3 separate regions of the Homo sapiens genome follow, and regions 2 and 3 are each linked to region 1. Evidence: chromatin loops called from intact Hi-C (ENCODE). Cell type or tissue: B cell. All regions are shown on one strand. Links, peaks and the distances in the headings refer to the core of each region. The heading gives the core; the rest is flanking DNA. Region 1 holds the start of SEC24A (SEC24 homolog A, COPII component). Region 2 overlaps JADE2 (jade family PHD finger 2). Region 3 holds the start of CDKL3 (cyclin dependent kinase like 3).

Evidence for each region. Peaks named below come from ENCODE experiments on the same cell type or tissue, not always from the same donor. Only the 100,000 strongest peaks of a DNase experiment are listed, where the experiment ranks them.
Region 2: a loop joins it to region 1, with 6 times the contacts of the local background. A loop is called at or near these places in 2 of 110 quality-filtered maps.
Region 3: a loop joins it to region 1, with 24 times the contacts of the local background. A loop is called at or near these places in 17 of 110 quality-filtered maps.

What each region holds. Positions count from the first base shown.
Region 1 is chr5:134,646,219-134,651,922 of GRCh38, reverse strand. SEC24A (SEC24 homolog A, COPII component) reads right to left here and starts at 3,138. Exons shown (of 23, transcript NM_021982.3): 1 at 2,750-3,138. The coding sequence starts at 2,846. RefSeq lists enhancers at 2,953-3,490, 3,238-3,527, 3,538-3,597. In B cell, for the core only: no CTCF peak of the experiment used is centred there; a DNase peak (open chromatin) is centred at 3,272; H3K4me3 peaks cover 2,656 bases; H3K27ac peaks cover 3,576 bases.
Region 2 is chr5:134,541,380-134,547,083 of GRCh38, reverse strand. The region is part of intron 3 of JADE2 (jade family PHD finger 2); the gene reads right to left. Among named protein-coding and RNA genes, the nearest start is that of JADE2, 19 kb to the right of the region's middle. RefSeq lists enhancers at 1,924-2,263, 2,524-2,623, 2,684-2,953, 3,054-3,283, 3,384-3,483 and 1 more. In B cell, for the core only: no CTCF peak of the experiment used is centred there; DNase peaks (open chromatin) are centred at 1,833 and 2,813; H3K4me3 peaks cover 2,060 bases; H3K27ac peaks cover 4,913 bases.
Region 3 is chr5:134,363,780-134,369,483 of GRCh38, reverse strand. It overlaps CDKL3 (cyclin dependent kinase like 3), which reads left to right and starts at 2,313. Exons shown (of 13, transcript NM_001113575.2): 1 at 2,313-2,507; 2 at 2,940-3,125. The coding sequence starts at 2,961. In B cell, for the core only: no CTCF peak of the experiment used is centred there; a DNase peak (open chromatin) is centred at 2,273; H3K4me3 peaks cover 1,553 bases; H3K27ac peaks cover 1,027 bases.

The DNA.
Region 1 (5,704 bases), core at 362-5,361:
GAATATGCAAGCATCAACTACTGCTTTGGAATAGTTAAGCAAAACTAGATCCCAGCATTGAAACGTTTTCTCACCTTCTTGAAAAATATCCTGTTCTCCAACTTGATACCATATCCCTACTCTCTGTATTATTAGCAGGATGAACAATAAAACAACCCAGGCTAGGCTTGGTAGCTCATGCCTCTAATCCCAGCACTTTGGAAGGCTGAGTCAGGAGGATCACTTGAGGTCAGGAATTTCAGACCAGCCTAGGCAACATAGAGAGACTCATCTCTACAAAATATATATAAAACATTATATATATAATATACATATATCTTTACATTAGGCCGGGCGTGGTGGCTCATGCCTGTAATCCCAGCACTTTGGGATGCCAGGGTGGGCGGATCATTATGAGGTTTGGAGTTCAAGACCAGCCTGGCCAACATGGTGAAACCCCATCTCTACTAAAAATACAAAAATTAGCCGGTTGTGGTGGCACAGGCCTGTAATCCCAGCTACTCGGGAGGCTGAGGCACGAGAATCACTTGAACCTGAGACATGGAGGTTGCAGTGAGCCGAGATCGAGCCATTGTACTCCAGCCTGGGCAACAGAGTGAAACTCTGACTCAAAAAATAATAATAAAATATATACATTATATATATATATTATATACTTATATAAAAAATGGGGCCTGGTGGTATGCACCTGTAGTTCTAGCTACTGGGGAGGCTGAGGTGTGAGGATTGCTTGAGCCCAGGAGTGACAGTGAGTTGTGATCCTGCCACTGCACTCCAGCTTGAGGGACAGTTTAAGTAAGATCCTGTCTCAAAAAAAAAAAAAAGGCAAAATACAAAAAACCTGTAGAGGCCAGGCACAGTGGCTCATGCCTGTAATCCCAGCACTTTGGGAGACCAAGGTGGGTGGATCACTAGAGGTCAGGAGTTTGACATCAGCCTGACCAGCATGGTGAAACCCCGTCTCTACTAAAAATATAAAAATTAGCTGGGTGTGGTGACACGTGCCTGTAATCCCAGCTACTTCAGAGGCTGAGGCAGGAGAATTGCTTGAACCTGGGAGGAGGAGGTTGCAGTGAGCCGAGATAGCGCCATTGCACTCCAGCCTGGGAGACAAAAGCAAAACTCCGTCTCAAAAAACAAACAAACAAACAAACAAACAAAAAACCCTGTAGAAATGGAACTTATAAAAAGACTATGAAAATTATATTTTAAAAAAGAGGTCTGGGTACCGTGGATCAGGCCTGTAATTACAGCACTTTGGAAGGTTAAGGAGGCAGGAGAATCGCTTGAACCCAGGAATCAGAGGTTGCAGTGAGCCAAGATCACCACCACTGCACTCCAGCCTGGGCAACAGAACAAGACTCCATCTCAAAAAAAAAAAAAAAGATGTGGAACAAATGTCTGTTGGACTGTATCAAATCAACATAGTGACAGTATCTCTAATACAGCATACCACAGTGGTCAAATCCCTTTAACATTTCAATATTATGACAACTACACTCATATATAAATGTTGAAGCACATTTGAGGATTTGTCATTTAAAGTTAATGTAAAACTGCAATTTATAGATTATAAGAAAAATCCATAGCCATGTAACATTTTTTCTCATCCTCAGTGTAAATGTTACTAAATATTCTAGAATAAAATGTAGTGTACATAATCTGTTACCATAATTTTGAGAAAGAATGGTTAACTCAGTACCCTTTCAGTGGCTTTCCTCCACTTATTCTTTCTTCTGCCCACATAGTTGCCTACTCACAGACATTTTTAAAAGTCTTTTAGAGCCATCTTTGTAAAGAAAACAGCGGTCTTCTCTAAAAACAATGTAAATTAGAGATTTTAGTCACTGTCTGTATTCTCCAACTTCACAGAACTCTTAGACTCTAATGGGCAACTTAAGTTCTTTAGCATTATTCTACTAGTCTTATTTCTGTAAACCAAAGATTTGTAAGTAAATTGGTAAGTAGGCAATCTGTCGGCAGAAAGTCTTTGTCTATTGTAACAACTGAAATAATCTTAGCAAATCACAATGTAGGACGATTTAAGGAATCCTAGAAGAGGTATAAAATTATAAGACATTCTCACATCAAATGACAAACTATAATGTACATGTAGACTCTTGTCAGAGATTCAGAGAGTTGTGTCCACCCACTTTCCAAATGCTGTCCAGACATCTAGAAGTCAACCAGGAGATCCTCCCTTCTATTTGGTTTTTCCACAGCTGAAACATTGAACAGCTGTTGTAGGTACAATTCTGGGAAGGTTCTGGGAGAGATGAGTAGGCCCTAAAGGGGTGTCCCAAAAGCATGCATTCATCTCCAGAAACTCAGACTGAGTACGACCCCCACCCCACTTCAGGGCCTGCGGAACCCAGAAGAATCAGACCCCACATCCTGCTCTCTAGGAGACTGGGGTGAGGTGGCAAGGAAGGCGAAGGCACACAAACACTATGATCCTTATATTCGAGTTTTGAGGCATTTTCTCACCCGTGTTTCACCCAGGGCGTTGCATACAGCAGGTGCTCATTTACTGTTTTGGTGACCGACTAAATAAATGTGAAAGACTGAGACGAGCCTGGGGCTACAGGTGCACAACTGCCGTGGTCCCCTGGCCCAGCCGCCCACCACCATCCGCGCCAGAACCCGGTAAGGAGGTCACTCTCTCTATCTATGTCGCCTCAAGCAGCAGTGGCACGCAAAGGTCAGTCAGCCCTGGCCAGGCTGCGCCCTCCCCCCGGACAGCACTCACCGTTGGTGTAGGGAGACCCCGAGGCCAAGGCGGCTCCGTTCTGGGCCTGGAGGCTGGCTGGGGCGCCGCCGGAGGCCGGTATTCCCGGCTGGGACATGATGACTGGGTTGGAAGGGGCTGGTCGGGGTCGACAACAGCGCACAAGAAGAGAGCTGAAAGACCACTGCTGAAAGCGGAGGGAGGAGGCTAACGACTTAAGACTGAAGACTGGGAGAAGAGGGGGGGGCGCATTAAGCCCGAGGCATGGCGCCGCACTCTCCCCAGGCCACCGGCGGCCACAGCCTAGCCTGGGAGCTGAGGCTTGAGAGTCGGGCCGGCGGGGCCGCGAACGCCCGGCTAGAAGGCGGCAGCCAAACCTAGAGAGAAGGAGGGAGGCCCTGGCCGGAAGTGCCTGTCAGCCGCCGGCCGCGCAGCCGCAATCAGGACACGTGGCACTTCCGGCTCCGGGCTCGCAGCAGCCGCCGCCGCGCCGGCGAACTCTTCTCTGCCAGCCGGGCTGCCCCGAGGCCACCTGACAGCTCCTGGTGCCCCGACCCCGACGACCGTGCCCGGCCTCGCCGCCACGTCACCGACTCTCACGGCCGGCCGGAAGTGCCGTGTGTCACCGCTACGGAAATTCCCGCCGTTGTGAACGTGACCTCGCTCGCAGAGCCAGGATCGTGGGGCAATCTGAGATTCAGTAGCCGCTTTCGTGGGGTGGGACTGACAGTTCCTCTCCTCGGGTTTTGTGAAGATTACCTGAGACCATAGAAGTCATCGTCCTCTGTTGAGACCGTACCACCACTGGGAGCTGGGGCGGTTAATGTTCATCGCAGTATTTCATTCACATTTCGTCTTCGTGTTTCAGATGTAAATTATAAGGGGTTTTAAAAAGAGGTGGTTAAATATGTGTACATGTTAATAGTGTGATCAAGCCAAGAAGGAGGCCTTTGTCTTTGACTGGAGGACTCAGAGGAATTTTAATTTTGAAACTCGCTGATTCACAGCATAGTCACGCTCAAGTTCATTAGCACATTTAAATGGCAGTTTTGTTTCCTCTTCTAAGAGTTTACAGTAAGGTAAAGAACTCAAACTTCCTTTCAGAGCAAGTAGACTTTTTTTTTTTTTGCAAGTTGACTTTTTTGACTTTTGAAGCCAAAGGGAGGTCGAAACTGCGGTGATTGGACAACATAGTTAATTAATGATTGAGTAATCATCTTAGCTGCCTTCATTCTATTTAGGTTTTTCCTGCTCTGTGCTGACGATAAAGCCCTCCTTTACAGATTTGTACTGTGGATTAAAATGTCATGCCACGCGGTTTCGAAACCTCAGTGTGAAGTACATCTTACCTAATTCATTTAATACCAAATGCCTGCTATGAAGTGTTATATTACATACAAAAAAAAGCCAGATCTAAACCACTGTGTCGGGCTGGGCAAGGTGGCTCACTCCTGTAATCCAAGCACTTTGGGAGGCTGAGACAGAAGGATTACTTGAGGCCAGGAGTTTGAGACCAGTCTGGACAACAGGGAGAGTCCCCTTATCTCTATTTAAAAAATATATATATATATATATTTTTGAGACAGAGTCTTGGTCTGTTGCCCAGGCTGGAGTGCAGTGGTGCCATCTCCGCTCACTGCAACCTCCGCCTCCTGGGTTCAAGCAATTCTCCTGCCTCAGTCTCCCGAGTAGCTGGGATTACAGGCTCCTGCCACCATGCCTGGCTAATTTTTGTATTTTTAGTAGAGACAGGGTTTCACCATGTTGGCCAGGCTGGTCTTGAACACCTGACCTCAGTTGATCCACCCGCCTCAGCCTCCCAAAGTGCTGGGATTACAGGCGTAAGCCACCATGCCCAGCCAATGTTTTTAATTAAATAAATTTTTAAAAAGTGGCCAGTGTGGTGGCACATCCCTGTAGTCCCAGCTACTCAGGAGGCTGATGTGGGAGGATCACCTGAACCCAGGAGTTCGAGGCTACAGTGAGCTGTGATCTCACCACTGCACTCCAGCCTGCATGACAGAGTGAGATCTTGTCTCTAAGAAAAGAAAAAGAATAAACCACTGTGTCAGGCCTAAAAAAGGTCAGTAAAAATTCAAATAACTAAATACTAAATTTTATACTAACCCTGTTTTCATCATTTGCCTCAGAACTTTACTAAAAATGTATTTGCTCGGGCGTGGTAGCTTACAACTGTAATCCCAGCACTTTGGGAGGCCAAGGCGGGCGGATTACCTGAGGTCAGGAGTTCAAAACCAGCCTGGCCAACATGGTGAAACTCTGTCTCTACTGAAAATACAAAAATTAGCCAGGTGTGGTGGCACATGCCTGTAATCCCAGCTACTCAGGAGGATGAGGCAGGAGAATTGCTTGAACCCAGGAGACGGAGGTTGCTGTGAGCCAAGATTGTGCCACTGCACTCCAGCCTGGCTGACACAGCAAGACTGTCTCAAAAAATAAAAAATAAAAATAAATAAATATTTGCTGTAAGTAGCATTTAACAATTCAATTCCTTTGTACAAGATCCAAGTACAATAACTTTTTTTTTTTTTTTGAGACAGTCTGTTGTCCAGGCTGGAGTGCAGTGGTGCAGTCACAGCTCATTGCTGCCTCAACCTCCTGGGCTCAAGCAGTCCTCCAGCCTCAGCCTCCTGAGTAGCTGGAACTACAGGTGTGTGCCATTATGCCTGGCTAGGTTTTTATTTGTTTGTTTGTTTGTTTGTTTGTTTTTGTAAAGAGAAGGTCTTGCAAGAGATCCTCCTGCCTCATCCTTCCAAAATGAGATTACAGGTTTGAGCCACCACGCCCAGTTAAAATCTTAAGATGAAGATGATACTTTTGGTCAAATTGTTTACAGTTTGGAGCCACTATAACAAAATCCCAAGTTATAGATCCAAAAACACTTTAAAATTGCACAGACACAAGCCTCTCAATGTTTTGAAGAGGAAATAGAGCTCAGAGAGAAACAACCTTTCT
Region 2 (5,704 bases), core at 522-5,521, 100 kb after region 1:
ATGAGTGACCTCCAAGAGCAAATAAAGATAGTGACAAAAGGCAACTTTCACTGTGCACTAACCACATGGCCAGTAGACACCAGGCTACAAGGTTTAATATACAATCTCAAGATTTGTAGCTAAGATTTGAACACTTCATCCTGGGACTTTGGTTCTCTGCTTCCTTTTCTCAAGGGGTGAACTACTGTATCACAGAGTATTTCAAACTAAGAGGCACCAAGAGGAAATTTAGTTACTTAAGAGAAAAGCTCCAGCAGTTACCACACTACAAAATATAATTACTTGTGTAATTATATATACACATTTTTTTTTTTTTGAGACGGTGTCTCGTTCTGTCACCCAGGCTGGAGTGCAGTGGTGTGATCTCGGCTCACTGCAACCTCCGCCTCCCAGGTTCCAGCGATTCTCCTGCCTCAGCCTCCTGAGTAGCTGGGATTACAGGCACCGGCCACCGCGCCCAGCTAATTTTTATGTTTTTAGTAGAGACAGGATTTCACCATCTTGGCCAGGCTGGTATCGAACTCCTGACCTCAAGTGATCCACCCACCTCAGCCTCCCAAAGTGCTGGGATTACAGGTGTGAGCCACCACGCCCAGCCTATTTGTGCAATTATATTTTTAATGTCCATCTCTTCTAATAGTCAAGCTGCAAGAAGACAGGGACTGCATATGTCCTGTTTATCACTGTGCCTGCTTTTGGCACAGTGTTTGACACACAGCAGGTACTCAAGAAATGCTTGTGGAACAAAAATTAGCCAGTTATGGTGGCTTGCCTGTAGTCCCAACTACCTGGGGGGCTCAAGCGGGAGGACTGCCTGAGCCCAGGAGGTAGAGGCTGCAGTGAGCTGAGATCATGCCACTGCACTCCAGCCTGGGTGACAGAGGGAGACCCTGTCTCAAAACAAACAAACAAACAAACAAACAAACAAAAAAACAAAAAACGAAATGCTTGTGTAAAGAGTCAGTGAATGAATGAATGAATGAATCCCAGGATTTGTATGAAGTATGACTAAACTTTCCTGCCCTGTCTTAGCAGGGAGAGAAGAGGCAGGAGGCTGGCAGGATTCTTCCAGGTGAAACTGAGAAACTGGTCTTGGTCACTGTCCCAAAGCCAATTAAAATGGCTTTGGCCAGGACAATCTCTCCTGGACATCTGTCTACACCAAAAGTCCCAACGTAGAGCTGGAAGTGGTGCCTTCTTCCTCACCCCTCAAGGAAAGTTTGAAGGTCTGTACTTAAAGAGCCAACCTCATCACAATTGTTTTCTGAGCACCTCATCTCATTAGAAATGACAGCTAACAGAGAAAGGTAATTGCCCTGTTAAGGCATGTCAGGTATTATGTTAAAGTTTTACATATATCGTGGCTCCTAATTCATATTACCCCCATTTTACAGATGTGGAGACTGAGATTCAGAAAGGTGAAACCACTTGTGTGAGGTCCCCACTGTCCTTTAACCACAGCAATACTGCTTGCAAGACACAGAGGGCTCTTCTTTTAAAAAATCTTTTCTGGGCCGGAACCTGATAAAGAGTTTCCCAGCCAAGAGCAAACTTATGCAGTTAAAATTCAGTATAAAACACGAAAGAAGGGCTATGAGAATAGCTACCCCCTGCCCAGTTGTGTTGCAAGCTACCACTAGGCTAAGTTCGTAAGACACTTAAAAAAAAAAAAACCCCACTCAACGTCTCTTTCTTTTATTTTCATGAGGATAACAGCACTTCCTGCTCTTAAAGAGAATTTATTACACACATTTCTTTTGCAAGACAAGTCCCAGAGGCCAGGAGGCCCTTCCAGCTGGCGGAGCAGCAACGTTTCCAACTATAGAAGTGGATCCTGCCCCCCACCCCAGAGAAAGGCAGTGTGAGTCTCAGAAAGCAGGCACTTAGCCTAGCGGAAGGGCTCGCCCCAACCCGCCTGCCTCACAGGGTAGCAAAGGAACTGCTGGTGGGCTGGAAACTTGGCTCAAAACCACAAGGGCAAGCACAAAACCTTTTTTTGGATTCTCCTGTTTTATCTATCAAATTATGGGCATTTTGCATTTTACTGTACCATACGCCTTCATTGTTCTACTATAAAATGGCATTTCAAACATCTGGATAACACCTCTGCTCCTCAGAAGGCATCTTATTTATCCTGTGGTTTGGAGCCCCAACACAATCTGGCCACCCCTGTCTTTACCCTTCACCCAGGGTAGAAGGAGGATTCCATTTTTAAAAGCATGGGTTGAGCTAAGAAGCTGCATCTCCACTCGCTGTGTTTTTTGGGGGAGTGGGGGGTGGCACTCCATATAGAGGGACTTTCAAGGACACTGGGTCTGGGGGACACCCTCTTGCTGGCAGCAGAGGCTTCTCTCAGGCCCCTTCCCCAGGGACTAAGTGCTACACATTGGTGAAGGGCCTCAGTGGTACATGCAACTAGGGATGTACTAATTTGTCACCACAGCCTATAGAGGAGCTGACAGCTGAATCCCCACTCCCACCATCCAGGCTTCCAGCTCAGGGTGGCCTGCTTTACCCGACACTCCCCACCTCCTGCCCCACTCACCTCTGGGGTTCCCTTCACCCCCCAGGGCTCCATGAGTCTCGGGAAGGAGTCACATCTACAGATCATCAACTCCCTGGGAGGACCCAGGGCAGAACTCTATGATAAGGGCTCTGAGGCTCACTCGCCTGGGGTCACAGATGTCCTCGGGCAAAGCCTGGGTGTTTTGGCAAAGCCAGGCTGCACCTCCCATAACAGACACCTTCCTGTGTAGCACCTGCATCCTGCTGACAAAGGACAAGCTCCCCAGGGACAGGGCCTGTGCTTTCTGTCCCCAGCACTGAGCTAGGCCCACTAGGTACTCTTAAGCACTTGCTGATTTTGATCAGCATCAGCAGCTCCCGGTCCAGAGACCCAGGCCTCTGCCCACTGGCTGACTTCTGGGGACTCTGACTTCCTGAAAATGCAGCTTTCTACCTCAAGACAGCCTGCTTGGGGAAACCCCCACCGCTTGGCCTGCCCTTCCGCCTGTGTCTCTGCCCAGGCCAGAGGAGGACACTACCTCAAACAGTAGCCCTCCAAAACATGCGGCTGGCCTCCAGGTCTCTCCCAGAACTGTCCTTCACACCTCCGGCAAGTCCGGGGTGGGGCAAAAATTTGTTAATTCCCCAGCCCCTGTGGGAAGGACATGGAGTGGTGGACTGCCCCCACCCACACTCCCTGACGTTGCTTAGATCTTTGAACCAGGCTGGAGAGCCTCCCTCCCTCTCCTTCAACCTAGCCACAGCTTCCACTCCCCACCCCCTCAAAAATACTCAAAGAAGCTTCCAGGGAACAACCAAGCCAGGAACTCCTGTTTTAGGCAAAGGGAAGGGAAAAGTCTATGGCAGTTGTCTTTTTGCTTTTTTTGCTTTTTTTTGTTTTTGAGACAGAGTCTTGCTTTGTAGCTCAGGCTGGAGTGCAGTGGTGCAATCTCGGCTCACTGCAACCTCCGCCTCCTGGGCTCAAGTGATCCTCCTGCCTCAACCTCCTGAGTAGCTGGGATTACAGGTGTGCATCACCATGACCAGCTAATTTTTAAAATTTTTTTTAGTAGAGACAGGGTTTCACCATGTTGGCCAGGCTGGTCTTGAACTCCTGACCTAGAGTGATCTGCCTGCCTTGGCCTCCCAAAGTGCTGGGATTACAGGCATGAGCCACCGCACCGGGCCTATGGCAGTTGTTCTTAACCCTGGATCCCAATAGCAGGTCTTGTTAAAAAAGTACAGGTACTAGGGGGCACAGTGGCTCACGCCTGTAATCCCAGCACTTTGGGAGGCCGAGGTGGGCGGATCACGAGGGCAGGTCAAGACAAGCCTGACCAACATGGTGAAACCCTGTCTCTACTAAAAATACAAAAATCAGCCAGGCATGGTGGCGTGCACCTGTAATCCTAGCTACTTGGGAGGCTGAGGCAGGGGAATTGCCTAAACCCAGGAGATGGAGGTTGCAGTGAGCCGAGATCACACCACTCCACTCCAACCTGGGCGACAGGGTGAGACTCCGTCTCAAAAAAAAAAAAAGAGTACAGGTACTGGCCAGGTGCGGTGGCTCATGCCTGTAATCCCAGCACTTCCTGAGGCAGGCAGATCACTTGAGGTCAGGAGTTTGAGACCAGCCTGGCCAACATGGCTAAACCCCGTCTCTACTAAAAATACAAAAATTAGCCCGGCATGGTGGCAAGTGCCGGTAGTCCCAGCTATTCGGGAGGCTGAGGCAAGAGAATCTCTTCAACCCAGGAGGTGGAGGTTGCAATGAGCTGAGATCACACCACTGCACTCCAGCCTGGGGAACCAAGTGAGACTCCATCTCAAAAAAAAAGGCCAGGCATGGTGGCTCACGCTTGTAATCCCAGCACTCTGGGGGGCCGAGGCAGGCGGATCACCTGAGGTTGGGAGTTCGAGACCACCCTGACCAACGTGGAGAAACCCTGTCTCTACTAAAAATACAAAAATTAGCTGGACGTGGTGGCACATGCCTGTAATCCCAGCTACTCTAGAGGCTGAGGCAGGAGAATCACTTGAACCCAGGAGGCAGAGGTTGCAGTGAGCTGAGATCGTACCATTGCACTACAGCCTGGGCAACAAAAGCAAAACTCCATCTCAAAAAAAAAAAAAAAAAAAAAAAGGTATAGGTACCTAGGGTGCTACTCCAGACCATGTAAGTCAGAATACCTGGGGTGGGGTGGTATTAAAACAATAATCTCTGCTCTGTAAATTCCATTAGATTCTCAGAGATGTGTTCCACAAAGGGTTAAGCACTAACAATGGCTACACCATTTAGTGAGCCAGGCAAGGCCAGAAACTCATTGTGTAAATTATTATACTAGCTCCCTAGGCCAGGCTCAGGACTTCAGGGCCAAAAGATAGATAGCTCTGTTGGGATGCCATAGGCAGCAGAAGACAGCAGGCTGAGTTCTCAGGGGCAGCTCCACCTTTTCCTTCTACTGCCTTAAGGAGCTCCCAGGGCAGACTTCAGGCTTTGCGCACTTCCACCAAAAATCCTAGCCCAGCCTCCCAAGAATCCCAGGGCCCATGCCTTCAGCTCTCAGCTCGGAGGCCCGCACTCACTCCCCCTTCACTCTGGCTGAGGGAAGGGCCAGCCATTGGGCAAGGGCCAGATGGGAAGCTGGGCCTCCAGGCCTTAGCCCTGTCCAGGGTCCTGACTCCTGGTCAAGTGCTTTCTTCAGCCCTGAGGCACCTCACTTGCTGTAGAGTGCCCCTTGGCTTGCGCCCTTAGGGTGCACTGGGAAAGGGCAGCCCCTGAGAGGTCATCAAAGGGCATCCCTGCCTATCCCACCCAAACCCAACCCCAGCCCTTTCATAGCTGTTGGATTCACTGTGTCCCCCACCCCATCATTGCCCACATTTAGAGATGAGGAGACAAGTGAACCACGAGTTCCATGGCTCTGCAGCCACCAAGGAGGGGCTTTCCACAGCACACACATCACTCCGTAAGTGTTCCCACTGGGGACTCCTGCCACACTAAGCAAACCACATGACCAGCCTGACAGCCACCCCATAGGCTTCATACTCCAGGGGATTGAGTAGATGGGGCTCCCAGAACCCCTTTCACCAGGGTATCCAAGGCCCAGGCTCAGCAGACCATAAAGGCCCCGCCCAAGCCATTCACAGAAAGAGAAGAGAGCAGTCCGTGAGATTTAGTGCAAACATTCTCTGCCGC
Region 3 (5,704 bases), core at 213-5,212, 280 kb after region 1:
GGTTCCATGGAACTATGGGCAAGATTAGGGCAATGCTGAGGTCCTCCTCCTACCCCCTCTTTCCCTGTTGAGCTGACGAATGGATACAAAAGTGCTCAGAGTCCTCCTGACCCACCAACGAAGTCCTGAAGATGGGAACTGGAGGCAATAGAGGTAAGGAATTCAGAGACTACAGGGATTTATAATTGTTTTGGAAACAGTTTATTATTTTCCAAAATGATATAACACTTTTAACTGATTCAGTGAATGTGCATCATAAAGTCTTACAGCTGTGTATTAGCAAGAATCACTGGCTGTCCTTGTTAACCAGGCCTGCCATAACCTACTTGTAGAAGGAATAATTTTAAAGCTATTAACTGTATGCTGTTATCAGTTCTGTAGCTCTGGATTATGAGTTCATTGAGGGCAGGGACTCAGTTTGGTTCATCTTTGTCCTGGGCAAATTTTTTTATTTTTTGAGACAGAGTTTTGCTCTGTCACCCAGGTTGGAGTGCAGTGGTGTGAACAGGGCTCACTGCAGCCTTGACCTTCTGGGCTCCAGTAATTCTCCTTCAGACGCCCAAGTAGCTGGGACCACAGGTGTGCACCACCATGCCCGGCTAATTTTTTGTAGAGATGGAGTTTTGCCCTCTTGCCCAGGCTGGTCTGGAACTCCTGGGCTCAAGTGATCTGCCCACCTTGGCCTCCCTGGGATTACAGGTGTGAGCCACTGTGCGCAGCCTCCTTGCAAATATTTAGCCCACAACAAATAATATGCTTACACCAAGTTTGAGCCCACTATAAGATTTACTATGACATTCTTATTTATAGAAGGTATTTTATATTGTGGTTGAATAACTTTCTTTTTTTTTTTTTTTTTTTTTTTGAGATGGAGTCTCGCTCTGCCACCCAGGCTGGAATGTAGTGGTGCGATCTCCGCTCACTGCAAGCTCCGCCTCCCGGATTCACGCCATTCTCCTGCCTCCGCCTCCCGAGTAGCTGGGACTACAGGCGCCCGCCACCACGCCCAGCTAATTTTTTCTATTTTTTAGTAGAAATGGGGTTTCACCGTGTTAGCCAGGATGGTCTCGATCTCCTGACCTCGTGATCCGCCCGCCTGGGCCTCCCAAAGTGCTGGGATTACAGGCGTTAGCCACTGCGCCCGTCTGAATAACCTTCAAAGAAAAGACAATTCTGAATATTTTAGGTGATCAATGAAAACGATGACCACTTCTCCTTTCTCTCAATATAAACCCTAGCAGCATAGAAAAAACTTGAGAAGCTTCAAAAATACTAATTTATTTACGCTATCCCAATTAAATCAGGTGCTCTGGCATTGGGGCAGGGGTGTGGAGGTGGGGGTTGGGATGCTTTCTAAAAGCTCTCCAGGTGTGATTTAAATATGCATGCTGGGTGGGACCCACCAGACTAGATTTATTAAATAATGCCTTTCCTCTTATTTAGCGGAAGCATAGCGAGATTTCGCTTTTTTACATTTAACTCATTTTATAGAAGAAAGCAAAGAAAGCCCTATTCAATAAAGAAAGCACTCCCTAGGCACTTGGTCTAGTGATATGGTGGTTATTCATTAGGGACTGTCATTCCAGTTGAACTCTATGTCTACTTAAGCAGTTAGACACTGGCCTCTTTATTTCCGTGCTCTTGTACATCATTTCGTATATGGTGGAACTCTTCGAATTACTTGCTTTCCTAGAGTTTGACATGTGGTGAGGGAGGTTTTTTTTCTTTAAAAAAGATTACTAGCAGTTGGAAAAAATTAAAAGGCATATGGCAAGTGTTCAAGAAAAGTTTTTGATTTAAGAACCATCTTGACCGGGGGCGGTGGCTTACGCCTGTAATCCCAGCACTTTGGGAGGCCGAGGCAGGCGGATCACCTGATGTTGGGAGTTCGAGACCAGCCTGGCCAACATGGTAGAAACCCCGTCTCTACTAAAAATACAAAATTATCCGGGCGTGGTGGCACACGCCTGTAATCCCAGCTACTCGGGAGGCTGAGGCAGGAAAATCACTTAAACCTGGAAGGAGGAGGTTGCAGTGAGCCAAGATCAGCGACACTGCAGTCCAGCCTGGGCGACAGAGCTAGACTATCTCAAAAAAAAAAAAAAAAAAAAAAAAGATGCAGATCCTTCCTATCCACATTCAAAAGCAACCTTGTGAGGAGGCTCAGCTGCGACAGCAATCTGTACTCCCCTCCCCCATTCCCAAGCACAGCACTCTTCCACCTTGCGCCTACCCAGAGTAGGTTTCCGTTTCTTCCCACTTCCCCTTCCGGGTCGGGACCCTGCCCATGTTCCGGTCTTGCGCACGAGTCTAGAACGCAGCAACTCCGCCGGCGTTTCCATGGTGGCAAGTGGCCGGTTCCTTGCGGGGCTGAGCAACAAAGTAGTATCAGTGTTCGGTGGCTCCACTGGAACTACGCAGAGCCAGACCAGCGGGACCACAGAATGGGCTGAGGCGGCGGCGGCTGTTTGGATAAAGTCAACAGCGGGACGTGGGGCGTGACGCCGGTCCGGCATCCTAAGACGTGTGGTTTGAGTTGCGGGCGAGACCAGGCTTTTTTTAGGACCTTGGGCCTGATAAGTGGGCGACTGCAGTAGTGCGGGAACCTATTATTTGACAGGAACATGACAGGAAGTGTAGGGACCCCATGCTTGATGGATGGTGACTTATAGTGTGGTAGTCTCAGTGTTGATGGGCATGACCGAGACAGCAGGAGTACCCCTAAGTTCTGGTGAGAGGTGGAGCCTCAGAAGGACACCTTACTCAAGCTGTCTTTAGTTCCCAAAGACAAAAAGGCTCAGTGGAAAAGATTCCTTTTTTTTTTTTAATGTCTCTATATTTGAGACTGTGGGTTTATTGTGGATATGCATTATCTAGTTTTAATAAATAAAAGTATAAACGTTTAACATTTTCCATTTTCTTTCTTTATTTCTATAAAGTAGTAAAAGCCCAGCTTGAAAATGGAGATGTATGAAACCCTTGGAAAAGTGGGAGAGGGAAGTTACGGAACAGTCATGAAATGTAAACATAAGAATACTGGGCAGATAGTGGCCATTAAGATATTTTATGAGAGACCAGAACAATCTGTCAACAAAATTGCGATGAGAGAAATAAAGTTTCTAAAGGTTTGCTTCTTTTGCCTTAATCATCTAAGTCAAAAGAAAAAATTGTTATGGAATAAAAAATTGCATAAAATATTTTAGTTCACACGTACTGATTCATATTATGGAGAAACAAGTGTAATACTCTATCTTATCTACATTTTGTAATTTTATAGTGATACAAGATATATGTGTTTTGGGGTATGTAACAAAAGCTACACCAATATTGTTTAATAATTATTCAGAAATATTCAAGTATAATACTTAATAAAAATTTCTGCTATGTGCAAGGCATGGTGCTAGGTACTGAGACTATAAGGAGGTAAAAGATAGTTCCTGCCCTTAAAGACTTCTATAATTTAATCAGAAAGGAGAGTATATGAAAATCATACTGAATAAAAAGTGGCTCATAATAAATGCCAAGGAATCAACACAAAGTCCTTTCCCTGGTAGGGAAAGTTTTTTTGAGGAAATGGGACATGAATTTGGCTTTGAAGGATGTGGAGGGTTTAGATAAGAGGGAGAAACTGTTGTGTTCTAGGTTAGAGGAACAACATAAACTCAAAAGAGACTAAAGAAGGACAAAGGATAAAGGGCAAAGTGGAAAGGACAAAGAGCAAAGACATGTGCCTGTAGAGTTTTCTGAGCAGAATTGGAAAGAGGTATATTAGAACAGTAAATTGGAGGTAGATTTTAAAGTCTTTTAGGCTAAGGAGTCAAAACTTGATTTTGTAAGAGGTGGAAAGTCGTGAAGGTTTTGAATTCAGTGTAAAGAAATGTAAATTTTAATCTACCACTATTGTGCAGAATAGATTGGAGGACTAAGAGTAAAAATAGGTCTGTTAGGAGTTCAATTAAGGAATTTTGGAAAATGTCTGAGGACCCTTGCTAAAATGCAGCAATGTGAATGAAAAGTAAAGTTAGAACATGCTGTATTGTAAAAAACAAAAAAAAAAGACATGAGGCCGGGTGCGGTGGCTCACGCTTGTAATCCCAGCACTTTGAGAGGCCGAGGCGGGTGGATCACCTGAGGTCAGGGGTTCAAGACCGTCCTGGACAACATAGTGAAACCCCGTCTCTACTAAAAATTAAACAAAAAAAATTAAGGCCGGGTGCGGTGGCTCACGCTCCCAGCGCTTTGGGAGGCTGAGGCGGGTGGATCACGAGGTCAGGAGATCGAGACCATCCTGGCTAACGCGGTGAAACCCCGTCTTTACTAAAAAATACAAAAAATTAGCCGGGCGAGGTGGCGGGTGCTTGTGGTCCCAGCTACTGCGGAGGCTGAGGCAGGAGAATGGCGTGAACCCGGGAGGCGGAGCTTGCAGTGAGCCAAGACAGCGCCACTGCACTCCAGCCTGGGCGACAGAGCAAGACTCTGTCTCAAAAGAAAAGGAAAAAAAAAAAAAAAATTAGCCAGGCATAGTGTCGCGCCCCTGTAATCCCAGCTACTTAGGAGGCTGAGGCACGACAATCGCTCAAACCCAGAAGGTGGAGGTTGCAGTGAGCCGAGATCACGCCACTGCACTCTAGCCTGGGCGTCAGAGTGAGACTCCATCTCAAAAGAAAAAAAAAAAGGGCGCTGTGGCTCACGCCTGTAATCTCAGAACTTTGGGAGGCTGAGGCAGGCAGATCACCTGAGGTCAGGAGTTCGAGACCAGCCTGGCCAATGTAGTGAAACCCCCATCTCTACTAAAAATACAAAAATTAGCCGGGGATGGTAGTGCATGCCTGTAATCCCAGCTATTCGGGAGGCTGAGGCAGAAGAATTGCTTGAACCCAAGAGGAGGAGGTTGCAGTGAGCCGAGATCACACTATTGCAGTCCAGCCTGGGCAACAGAGCAACACCTTGTCTAAAAAAAAAAAGACATGAAAGAGTGTAGAAGACTATAGAAAGACTATAGAAGGAGTCAAAGGTCTCTGAGGTTCAGTGATTGATACAATTGATAGAAATACGAAAGACTCAAAAGAGACATGGTTTGGGAAGTACTTCAATTTTGGAAATGTTGAATTTGAGGTGACAGGAGTACATTTAAGTAAAGATTACCAGTAGGCTTTTAGAAATGAGGAACAATATCAGGAGAGATCAGGGAAGAAGACAGAATCCTATGTAGGTGTGACAGTTCAGCCCAGGAGAAACAACTGAGGAGTGTGGAGAAAGGAGCATTAACATTCCTTAGGGTTGGGGTAGAAAATTAATGATTTTAAAAATATTTAAATAAGTATGTATTCTATTTATTGGAATCTATTTACATCCTTTAAGGTTTATGATCTTGACGATATAGTATAGCTGTTTCATATGCAGCAGATGTTCTTGTTTGCTTTATCTGATACAAAAATAATATTTTCTTCTTTCTTTGTAAGTCTATATGAGATATGATGGATCAATTTGCCTTCTTTCTCTCTCTTTTTTTTTTTTTTTTTTTTTAAGAAATGGAGTCTCCCTGTTGCCCAGGCTGCAGCGCAGTGGCATGATCATAGCTCACTGCAGCCTCCATCACCTGGGCTTAAGCGATCTTCCTGTCTTGGACCTGTGAAAGAGCTAGGATTACAGGCATGAGCCACTGTGCCTGGCCTAATTTGAGGAAATATATTAGGCATCTGTG